2 separate regions of the Mus musculus genome follow, and region 1 is linked to region 2. A link is a loop called in an ENCODE intact Hi-C map of the cell type or tissue named here. Cell type or tissue: left cerebral cortex. All regions are shown on one strand. Each heading gives the region's core, and the rest is flanking DNA. Links, peaks and the distances in the headings are about the cores only.

Region 1 (5,387 bases), core at 131-5,130, 72 kb after region 2:
CCTCAGCAGAACGCATGTGCAGGATGCTGGCAATGATGCAGCCATAGGATAGCAAGGTAAGTAAAAAATTGATGCCTCCATAAAAGGCATCTGCCACAAGAGTCATAACGCTATTTACATATGTAGAACTACAGGAGAGCAGGAGGAGTGGGGGAATCTCACAGAAGAAGTGGGTGATGACCTTGGGGCCACAGAATGACAGCTGTGTCATCAGACCAGTGTGTACAGATGCATTCACAGCACAGATGGACCATACAGCCACGACCAGAGCTGCACACAGCTGTGGGCTCATTCTAGAGCTGTAGTGGAGGGGACAGCAGATGGCCACATAGCGGTCATAGGCCATAACTGTGAGCAGCAGCAGCTCAGAGGATCCAGACCACAGAAGAAAGAAGAGCTGGGCCATGCATCCTTTGAAGGAGATGGTATTTTCTTCATACAGTAGACCAACCAGCGCCTTGGGCAGCACAGAGGAGGTACAGATAATATCATGGTCGCTAAGTTGCATAGGAAAAAGTACATGGGACTGTGGAGCCCAGTGCTGGAGGTGATCAAAGCAATGATCACCATGTTGCCCATTAAAGCCACTGTGTACAGGGACAGGAAACAACCTATCAGGAACAGTCTTAGACTCGGGTGCTCTGAGAACCCTTGCAGCACAAACTCTGTCACTACTGTCTGGTTGGGACTGACCATTGTTGTGTGGAGTATCCAGTTCATAGAGGTGTGGATTGGCTTCTGAGAAAATATTATATTTTATTATACTAAAGTCTTATTTTGAAACGTGATCATCTCACAATTTTCTGCTGTCAGAAGGGAAAAGAGTAAATGAATTTGCATCTGCGAAGCCTCTCATCCCCTATTTTCTTACCATACCTGTTGGTATTTTGTTTACAGTTGAATTTTCAACTAGGAATCTCTCCCTGTAGGTTTGGATCAACAAAAATATCTGTTCCTCTCCCATCCTTTTGTACATGTGAAATGAGTTTAGTATTCCTAGCTCAGTACCTGCCTGTGCTTTTCTTCTACATCACCTGAAAGCACTGTGCTCTCCTGACAGTGCTGGAAACAGTAGCCCTTCCTCCCACAGCTGGTATTCTCCATGCAATGGCAACTTTGAAGGAACAACACACTGAGATGACTCTTGCACTGTCCTTCATACTTGACCCATTGACGCTAAGTCACTTTTTTCTGTAATATTTGGAAAAGTATTTCTCTTCTACCCACTAAGACTTGATAATTATTGTGTCTTTGGCTAAGGAGACTTGTATCTTCTGTTTCAACTTACTGTGATATGTGACTTCTCCTGTGGATGAAACTATCCTGACTCAACTCAACCCACTTACCCCAGAGAGCATTTCTCAAAAACCCCAGCCTAAAGAGAGATTGTATTTCTGTTTCTTTTCTGTCTCAACAAACCACAGTGATATCAAAGTCAACACACCCAGAAGTGAAATAATTGCTACAGTCTACAGATGTTCCTGTGTGCTTTCACTGGCATGCACAGAAACTTGTCACCACCTCCCCAGTGCTCTGAGATGTTGATTTTATAGAGCTGAGCTCGGTCTTCTGAGCCATCTTTTACCTTTACCCTATGCCCATGAAAGATCCTCAGTAGCTTCCTGTTCTATATGACAAATATATTCTTCCACATCCTCTTACCCCTCTCATCCAACTTACCCTCTAAGCTTGCAAGTATGGCTTTCTCATGATTGTAACGTATTTCCAATTTCTTTAAGTTTTTCATAATTTCTGGCTTCTTTTCCTTTTCAACATTTCCAGTTTTCTCCTTTATCAATTAAGAAGTATGGAGTGTGCACTTTTTAGATCATTAGCTTTTGGACGCTAGTACAAATTCTCTGTCTCTCTACAGTCCTTCCGCAAACCACATTCTATTGCTTGATTCAGAAGTCTCATCTGACATCACCCATTCACTTTTTCTAAGGGTTTCCTGAGTCCCTATGTAAACATACTCTACCCCATATGTAAACATTTTTGTGGCAATTATTTGCAGTGCCAATTTTCTGGAAACAGTCTTTGCTTTGCAGCTCTTTCAGTGCCCAAGATGAAAGGATATTTTCCTTCATGACTGAGCAAATCCATGGCATCTCAGCCAGTGTAGTGTGCTCCACTTACTGAATCCAGTGGTGCTCAGCACTTTCACACTTTGTCCTACACCCATCTCCTGACACTGCATATTCTTTGGTCACATTTTATCTCCTGTATCGTTTCTGTAATGTGCCTCACAACCTATTTTCCCCTTATCCTGATCATACATGTTGAATTTTAAACATTATTTCTACCTCCATTCAAAGTGGAGTTATTCAAATGAAGTATTTGCTGTCTTCAACCGTAAGGGCAGTGTTGGCTCTGACCATATGTTCTATTGCACTAGAGAGCACCAATATACAGTTTGATAGTTCAAGTAGATCTACAGCAAAAAGAATTCAGATGTAAATTTCTTATATTGTCCTGGCATATTTTGAATCTGTCTAGCTAATCCAAGCAAACCTGGATTTTGGACTATAGTACTGATAGTCTATGAGTGATACTCAGCACCTTCCCAGGAGAGTACTGATTAAGATCACCTCAGGCTGAGGTAAAGAAAAATATTAAAAAGTAATTGAAATCCATTAAACATTTTTACTTTTGATTGATTTTTGTTACCAATAGCCCATATAACAAGATGAGAAATAACAGACTTATAAATGACACCTCTAAAAAGAAATGACAGAGAAATGTAATACATCATGTGACTGAGGAGCCAGACTTATCTCTATATACTTATTGATACATAACTTACTACAAAGGAGTAAAAAAGTACACACTAGAGAAAAGAAAAAAATCTTTTTGACTAATGATCATGGTCAAACCTGTTGATTACACATCGAAGAATTATACAATCACTTGCCTTGTTAGAGTTACATGAGGCTATTTTATACTACTTGTGGCTATTGTAAAAACTGGCAGGAGGGTCTCTGTGAGGTGGGACTGGGGGGAGTGTTTAGTAGAAAGAAAGAAAGAGAGAAAGAAAGAAAGAGAGAGAGAGAGAGAGAGAGAGAGAAAGAAAGAAAGAAAGAAAGAAAGAAAGAAAGAAAGAAAGAAAGATAGGAAGAAAGTAAGAAAGAAAGAAAGATTTCCCTAATATATTTCTTGGTCTGTTTATCCTTTATATAATGGAAGGCTACTAATTTTTTTTTGAGTTAATTTTGTATCCAGCCACTTTACTGAAGGAGTTTATCAGCTGTATGAGTTCTCTTTGACTTCTTCCTTTCCAATTTGTATCCTTCTTGATCTCTTTTAGTTGTTTTAGTTGCTCTTAGCTAGTACTTCAAGCATTGTATTGAGTAGATGGGGAGAGAGTGGGCAGACTTGCCTTGTTCCTGATTTTAGTGGAATTGTTTTAAGTTTCTCTCCATTTAATTTAATGTTGGCCACTGGCTTGCTGTATACTGCTTTTATTATGTATAGGTATGTGCCTTGTATCCCTGTTCTCTCTAAGTCTTGTAACCTAAATAGGTGTTAGAATTTTTGTCAAAAGGCCTTTTCAACATCTAATGAGATGATCATGTGTGTTTTTTCTTTCAATTTGTTTATATGTAGAATTATGTTGATGATATTCATATATTAAACCATCCCTGAATGTCTGGGATGAAGCCTACTTGATCATGCTGGATCATGTTTTTGATGTGTTTCTGGGTTAGGTTTGCGAGCACTCTGTTATTCTTACAGACAGGAGCCTAGCATAACTGTCCTCCAAGAGGCTCTATCCAGAAGATGACTAAAACAGATGTAGATACTCACACCCAAACACTGGACAGAGGCTGGGGGATTCTTATGGAAGAGTTGGAAGAAAGATTGAAGGCCCTGAAGGGGATGGGAACTCTACAGGAAGCTCAACAGAGTCAACTGACCTGACATTTGGGGGCTCTCAGAGACTGAGGCACCAACCAAAGAGCATACACAGGCTGGACCTAGGCCCCTCGCACATATGTAGCAGATGTGCAGCTTGGTCTTCATGTGGGTTCTCCCAACAATTGAAGTGGGGCTGTCCCTAAAGCTGTTACTTGTCTGTGGAATATGCTCCCCTAACTGGGATGCCTTGTCTGGTCTCAGTGGGAGAGCATGCACCTAGTCCTGCAGAGACTTTATGTGCTAGGGTAGGGGGAATCTCAAGGTGGGCCTCCACTCTCACAGAGGAGAAGGGGAGGAGCTAGGGGGAAGGAACTCTCTGAGAGGAGACTGGGAGGGAGGCAACAATTTGGATATAAAGAAAATAAAAAAGTAAATTAATTAAAAAACAAACCAACAAAAGAATTACACTAAATACTTAGCATTAACCTTTATAAAACTAGACTTCAAGTGGATCAAGACCTCAACCTAAGACCCAACAATATGAAAATGATAAAGGAGAAAACTTGTCACTGGAAAGGTCTTTCTGAACAGAACCATGGTTCTGTAGGCATTGAGATTAATAATTGACAAACAGGCTCACTTGTACCTGAAATGCTTCTGTACAGCAAAGAGTACCATCATTTGAGTTAAGAGCTATCCTACAGAATGGCAAAGTCTTTATCATTTAGACATTTGACAGAGTGTTAATATATAGAATATACAAATAATTAAGAGCTTTAAACAAGAAAATAAACAACCCAACTGACCTGGGGACCGGAACTAAACAGAGAATTTTCAAAAGATGTAACACAAATAATAGCATGGCTGTCCTCTGAGAGGTCCAACAAGCAGCTGACTGAGACAGACACAGATACTTATACCCAACCACTGGACTGAAGTCGGGTCCCTTGAGGTTGACCGATAGACACATAGACAGCAGAAGGCTGCCTGGTCTGGCATCAGTGGGAGAAGACACACCTAACCCTTGAGAGATTTGAGGCCTCAAGGAGTGGGGAGGCCTAGCAGGGTGTGGACATCCTCTTGGAGAAAGGGGGTAGGAAGAATGAGATGAAGAACTGTGGGAGAGCAGACTGGGAGGTGGGCAATGGCTGGACTATAAAAAAATAAAAGTAATAAAAAATGTTCAACATGCTAAGTCATCAGAGAAATGCAATTTAAAACTTTTTTTGGAGAATAAATGTTACTCCAGTCAGAATGAACAAGGGGAAAAAAAGACAGGCAATGCTAGCAAATATGTAGGGAAAGGAGAATACTTATTCAGTACTAGTGGGAGTGTAAACTGTTACAGCTACTGTGGAAATCAGTATGGTGGATCATTAAAGATGGAAACTGATATAGTACTTCAGGTATATCACTTTTAAGCATAAACCCAAAGGACTACATACCTTAAAGAAGCAAAATTGTTCTTACATGCTCATCACTGCTCTATTCATAGTAGCCTGGAAATAGAAATGACATAAATGTTCATCATG
Region 2 (5,387 bases), core at 114-5,113:
GGAGCTGTGAAATTACAAGCCTGAGTCACTCTATTCTTTATTCTTTCCAAGATATTGAGGCCACATTGGCCCCTCAGGTTTACTTATGAAATTTAGATTCATTAACCAAGGCTCTGTGGTATTTATAGGGTGGCATTGGATGAAAGGCTATTATTTGACTATCACCAATGTCATCCACTGAATATCTTTCAGCCTAGGAACATGGAATCCCTATTTAATTAAACTTTACTTTTGAAATGATTTGTTCTTGTCAGGAGATGAAGCTGGTGTTTTTATTTACACTGACTCAAAAAAGTTATGGTGAGGAGAATTGTCCAGTCTTCTCATCAGACAGAGGTTTTCTAAAGCAACAATAGGGACACCCGGACTCCATGAGGCTTCCCTTAGAAGAGCATTTTAGGAACCATATAAGCCTGAAGAATAGCCTACATATCTCTGCTTAATTTGAGAAAGAGGGGAAGAGTCTTCTCAGGGCAAGCTTGACATCCTTGTTCCTCAGTGTATAGATGAGGGGGTTGAGGGTTGGGCTGAGGACTGAGTACAAAACCGAGGTAAATTTGCTTCTTTCTGGGCTGTAGCTGGAACCAGGACTGATATAGGCACAGAACACAGATGAGTAGTACACAGAGACCACGATGAGGTGGGATGAGCAGGTAGAAAAGGCCTTCCTCTTGCCCTCAGCAGAACGCATGCGCAGGATGCTGGCAATGATGCAGCCATAGGATAGCAAGGTAAGTAAAAAATTGATGCCTCCATAAAAGGCATCTGCCACAAGAGTCATAACGCTATTTATATATGTAGGACTACAGGAGAGCAGGAGGAGTGGGGGAATCTCACAGAAGAAGTGGGTGATGACCTTGGGGCCACAGAATGACAGCCGTGTCATCAGACCAGTGTTGATAGATGCATTTAGTGCGCAGATGGACCATACACCCACGGCAAAGGTCCCACAGAGCTGTGGACTCATCCTAGAGCTGTAATGCAGGGGCAAACAGATGGCCACATAGCGGTCATAGGCCATGACTGTGAGCAGCAGCAGCTCAGAGGATCCAGACCACACAAGAAAGAAGAGCTGAGTCATGCACCCTTTGAAGGAGATGGTGTTTTCCTCAGACAGTAGACCAACCAGCGCCTTGGGCAGTACAGAGGAGGTGCAGATAATATCCATGGTCGCTAAGTTGCACAGGAAAAAGTACATGGGACTGTGGAGCCCAGTGCTTGAGGTGATCAAAGCAATGATCACCATGTTGCCCATTAAAGCCACTGTGTACAGGGACAGGAAACAGCCCATCAGGAACAGTCTTAGACTTGGGTGCTCTGAGAACCCTTGCAGCACAAACTCTGTCACTACTGTCTGGTTGGGACTGACCATTGTTGAGTGGAGTATCCAGTTCATAGAGGTATGGATTGGCTTCTGAGAAAATATACTTTATTATGCTAAAGTCTGATTTTGAAACATGTTGATCTCACAATTTTCTGTTGTTAGAAATGGAAAGAGTAAATGTATTTACATCTGCGAAGGCTCTCATCCCCTATTTTCTTACCATACCTGTTGTTATTTTGTTTACACTCGAATTTTCAACTAGGAATCTCTCCCTGTAGGTTTGGATCAACAAAGATATCTGCTCCTCTCCCATCCTTTTGTACATGTGAAATGAGTTAGCATTCCTAGCTCAGTACCTGCCTGTGCTTTTCTTCTACATCACCTGAAAGCACTATGCTCTCTGACAGTGCTGGAAACAGTAGCCCTTCCTCCCACAGCTGGTATTCTCCATGCAATGGCAACTTTGAAGGAACAACACACTGAGATGACTCTTGCACAGTCCTTCATATCTGGCCTATTGACTCTAAGTCACTTTTTTTTCTCTAATATTCAGAAAAGTATTTCTCTTCTACCCACGGAAACTTGATAATTACTGTGCCTTTGGCTATGGAGACATGTATCTCCTGTTTCATCTTACTGTGACATGTGACTTCTCCTGAGGATGAAACTGTCCTGACTTAACTCAACCAGCTTACCCCAGAGAGCATATCTCAAAAACCCCAGCCTAAAGAGAGATTGTATTTCTGTTTCTTTTCTGTCTCAAGAAACCACAGTGATATCAAAGTCAACACACCCAGAAGTGAAATAATTGCCACAGTCTACAGATGTTCCTGTGTGCTTTCACTGGCATGTACAGAAACTTGTCACCACCTCCCCGGTGCTTTGAGATGTTTATTTTATAGAGCTCAGCTTGATCCTTTGAGCCATCTTTTACCTTTACCCTATGCCCATGAAAGATCCTCAGTAGCTTCCTGTTCTATATGACATATATTCTTCCACATCCTCTTACCCTTCTCGTCCAACTTACCCTCTAAGCTTACAAGTATGGTTTTCCCAGGATTGTAACGTATTCCCAATTTCTTTAAGTTTTTCATAGTTTCTGGCTTCTTTTCCTTTCCAACATTTTCAGTTTTCTCCTTTATCACTCAAGAAGTATAGAGTGTGCACTTTTAGATCATTAGCTTTTGGGAACTAGTACAAATTCCCTGTCTTTCTCCAGTCCTTCAGCAAACCAAATTCTATTGCTTGATACAGAAGTCTCATCTGACATCAACCATTCGCTTTTTCTAAGGGTTTCCTGAGTCCCTATGTAAACATACTCTACCCCATATGTAAACATTTTTGTGGCAATTATTTGCAGTGTCAATTTTCTGGAAATAGTCTTTGCTTTGCAGCTCTTTCAGTGCCCAAGATAAAAGGATATGTTCCTTCATGACTGAGCACATCCATGGCATATTAGCCAGTATAGTGTGCTCCACTTACTGAATCCAGTGGTGCTCAGCACTTCCACACTTTGTCCTACACCCATCTCCTAACACTGCATTTTCTTTGGTCACATTTTATCTCCTGTGTTGTTTCTGTAATGTGCCTCACAACCTGTTTTCTCCTAATCCTGATCATACATGTTGAATTTTAAACATTATTTCTACCTCCATTCAAACTGGAGGTATTCAAATGAAGTATTTGCTGTCTTCAACCATAAGGGAAGTTTGGCTCTGGCCATATGTTCTATTGCACTAGAGAGCACCAATATACAGTTTGATAGTTCAAGTTGATCTACAGAAAAAAGAATTCAGATGTAAATTTCTTATATTGTCCTGGCATATTTTGAATCTGTCTAGCTAATTCAAGCAAACCTGGATTTTGGACTATACTCCTGATAGTACTGATAGTCTATGAGTGATAATCAGCACCTTCCCAGGAGAGTACTGATTAAGATCACCTCAGGCTGAGGTAAAGAAAAATATTAAAGAATAATTGAAATCCATTAAAATATTTTACTTTTGATTGATTTTTGTTACCAATAACACATATAACCAGATGAGAAATAACAGACTTATAAATGACACCTCTAAAAAAATGACAGAGAAATATAATACATCATGTGACTGAGGAGCCAGACTTATCTCTGTATACTTATGGACACATAACTTACTACAAAGGAGGTAACAAAGTACACACTAGAGAAAAGAAAAACAAAAAGTTTTTGACTAATGATCATGGTCAAACCTGTTGATTACGCATAGAAGAATTATATGATCACTTGCTTTGTTAGAGGTACATGAAGATAGTTTATATTACTTGTGGCTATTGTAAAAACTGGCAGGAGGGTCTCTGTGAGGTGGGGCCAGGGGGAGTGTTCGAAAGAAAGAAAGAAAGAAAGAAAGAAAGAAAGAAAGAAAGAAAGAAAAAAGAAAGAAAGAAAGAAAGAAAGAATGAACTATTTACCTAATTCATTTCTTGGTTTGTTTATCTTTTATATAATGGAAGGCTGCTAATTTTTTTTTGAGTTAATTTTGTATCCAGCCACTTTATTGAAGGAGTTTATCAGCTGTAGGAGTTCTCGTTGACTACTTCCTTTCCAATTTGTATCCTTCTTGATCTCTTTTAGTTGTTTTAGTTGCTCTTAGCTAGTACTTCAAGTATTGTATTTGAATAGATGGGGAGAGAGTGGCCAGACTTGCCTTGTTCCTGATTTTTATTGGAATTGTTTTAAGTTTCTCTCCATTTAATTTAACGTTGTCTAATGACTTGCTGTATACAGCTTTTATTATGTATAGGTATGTGCCTTGTATCCCTGATCTCTCTAAGTCTCATAACATGAATGGGTCTTAGATTTTTGTCAAAAGGCCCTTTCAACATCTAATGAGATGATCATGTGTGTTTTTTCTTTCAATTTGTTTATATGTAGAATTATGTTGATGATATTCATATATTAAACCATCCCTGAATCTCTGGGATGAAGCCTACTTGATCATGCTGGATCATGTTTTTGATGTGTTTCTGAGTTAGGGTTTGGAGCACTCTGTTATTTTTAGAGACAGGAGCCTAGCATAACTGTCCTCCAAGAGGCTCTACCCAGAAAATGACTAAAACAGATGTAGATACTCACACCCAAACACTGGATAGAGGTTGTGGGACTCTTATGGAAGAGTTGGAGGAATGATTGAATGCCCTGAAGGGGATGGGAACTCTGTAGGAAGCTCAAAAGAGTCAACTAACCTGACACTTGGGGGCTCTCAGAGACTGAGGCACCAACCCAAGAGCATACACAGGCTGGACCTAGGCCCCTCGCACATATGTAGCAGATGTGCAGCTTGGTCTTCATGTGGGTTCTCCCAACAATTGAAGTGGGGCTGTCCCTAAAGCTGTTACTTTTCTGTGGAATATGCTCCCCTAACTGGGCTGCCTTGTCTGGTCTCAGTGGGAGAGCATGCACCTAGTCCTGCAGAGACTTTATGTGCTAGGGTAGGGGGAAACTCAAGGTGGGCCTCCACTCTCACAGAGGAGAAGGGGAGAAGCGAGAGGGGAGGAACTCTCTGATGGGAGACTGGGGGGAGGCAGCAATTGGGATATAAAGTAAATAAATAAATTAATTAATTAAAAAACAAACCAACAAAAGAATTACACTAAATACTTATCATTAATCTTCATAAAAATAGACTTCAAGTGGATCAAGACCTCAATCTAAGACCCAACAATATGAAAACGACAAAGGAGAAAACTCATTCTCACTGGAAAGGTCTTTCTGAACAAAATCATGGTTCTGTAGGCATTGAGATTAATAATTGACAAACAGGCTCATTTGTAACGGCAGTGCTTCTGTACAGCAAAGAGTACCATCATTTGAGTTAAGAGCTATCCTACAGAATGGCAAAATCTTTACCATTTAGACATTTGACAGAGTGTTAATATATTGAATATACAAATAATTGAAAGCTTTAAAATAAACAACTCACCTGACCTGGGGACTGGAACTAAACAGAGAATTTTCAAAAGATGTAACACACATACTAGCATGGCTTTAGAGAGGACCAACAGGCAGCTGACTGAGACAGACACA

The links. Hi-C counts contacts between places; a loop is a spot of excess contacts. Peaks named below come from ENCODE experiments on the same cell type or tissue, not always from the same donor. Only the 100,000 strongest peaks of a DNase experiment are listed, where the experiment ranks them.
Region 1: a loop joins it to region 2, with 5 times the contacts of the local background. A loop is called at or near these places in 6 of 42 quality-filtered maps.

The regions. Positions count from the first base shown.
Region 1 is chr7:140,533,828-140,539,214 of GRCm38, reverse strand. It overlaps the pseudogene Olfr537-ps1. Among named protein-coding and RNA genes, the nearest start is that of Olfr536, 29 kb to the right of the region's middle. In left cerebral cortex, for the core only: no CTCF peak of the experiment used is centred there; a DNase peak (open chromatin) is centred at 2,066.
Region 2 is chr7:140,606,177-140,611,563 of GRCm38, reverse strand. Olfr46 (olfactory receptor 46) reads right to left here. Exons shown (of 3, transcript NM_146934.2): 3 at 440-1,476. The coding sequence starts at 1,396. The coding sequence ends at 440. Among named protein-coding and RNA genes, the nearest start is that of Olfr46, 7.5 kb to the right of the region's middle. In left cerebral cortex, for the core only: no CTCF peak of the experiment used is centred there; no DNase peak of the experiment used is centred there.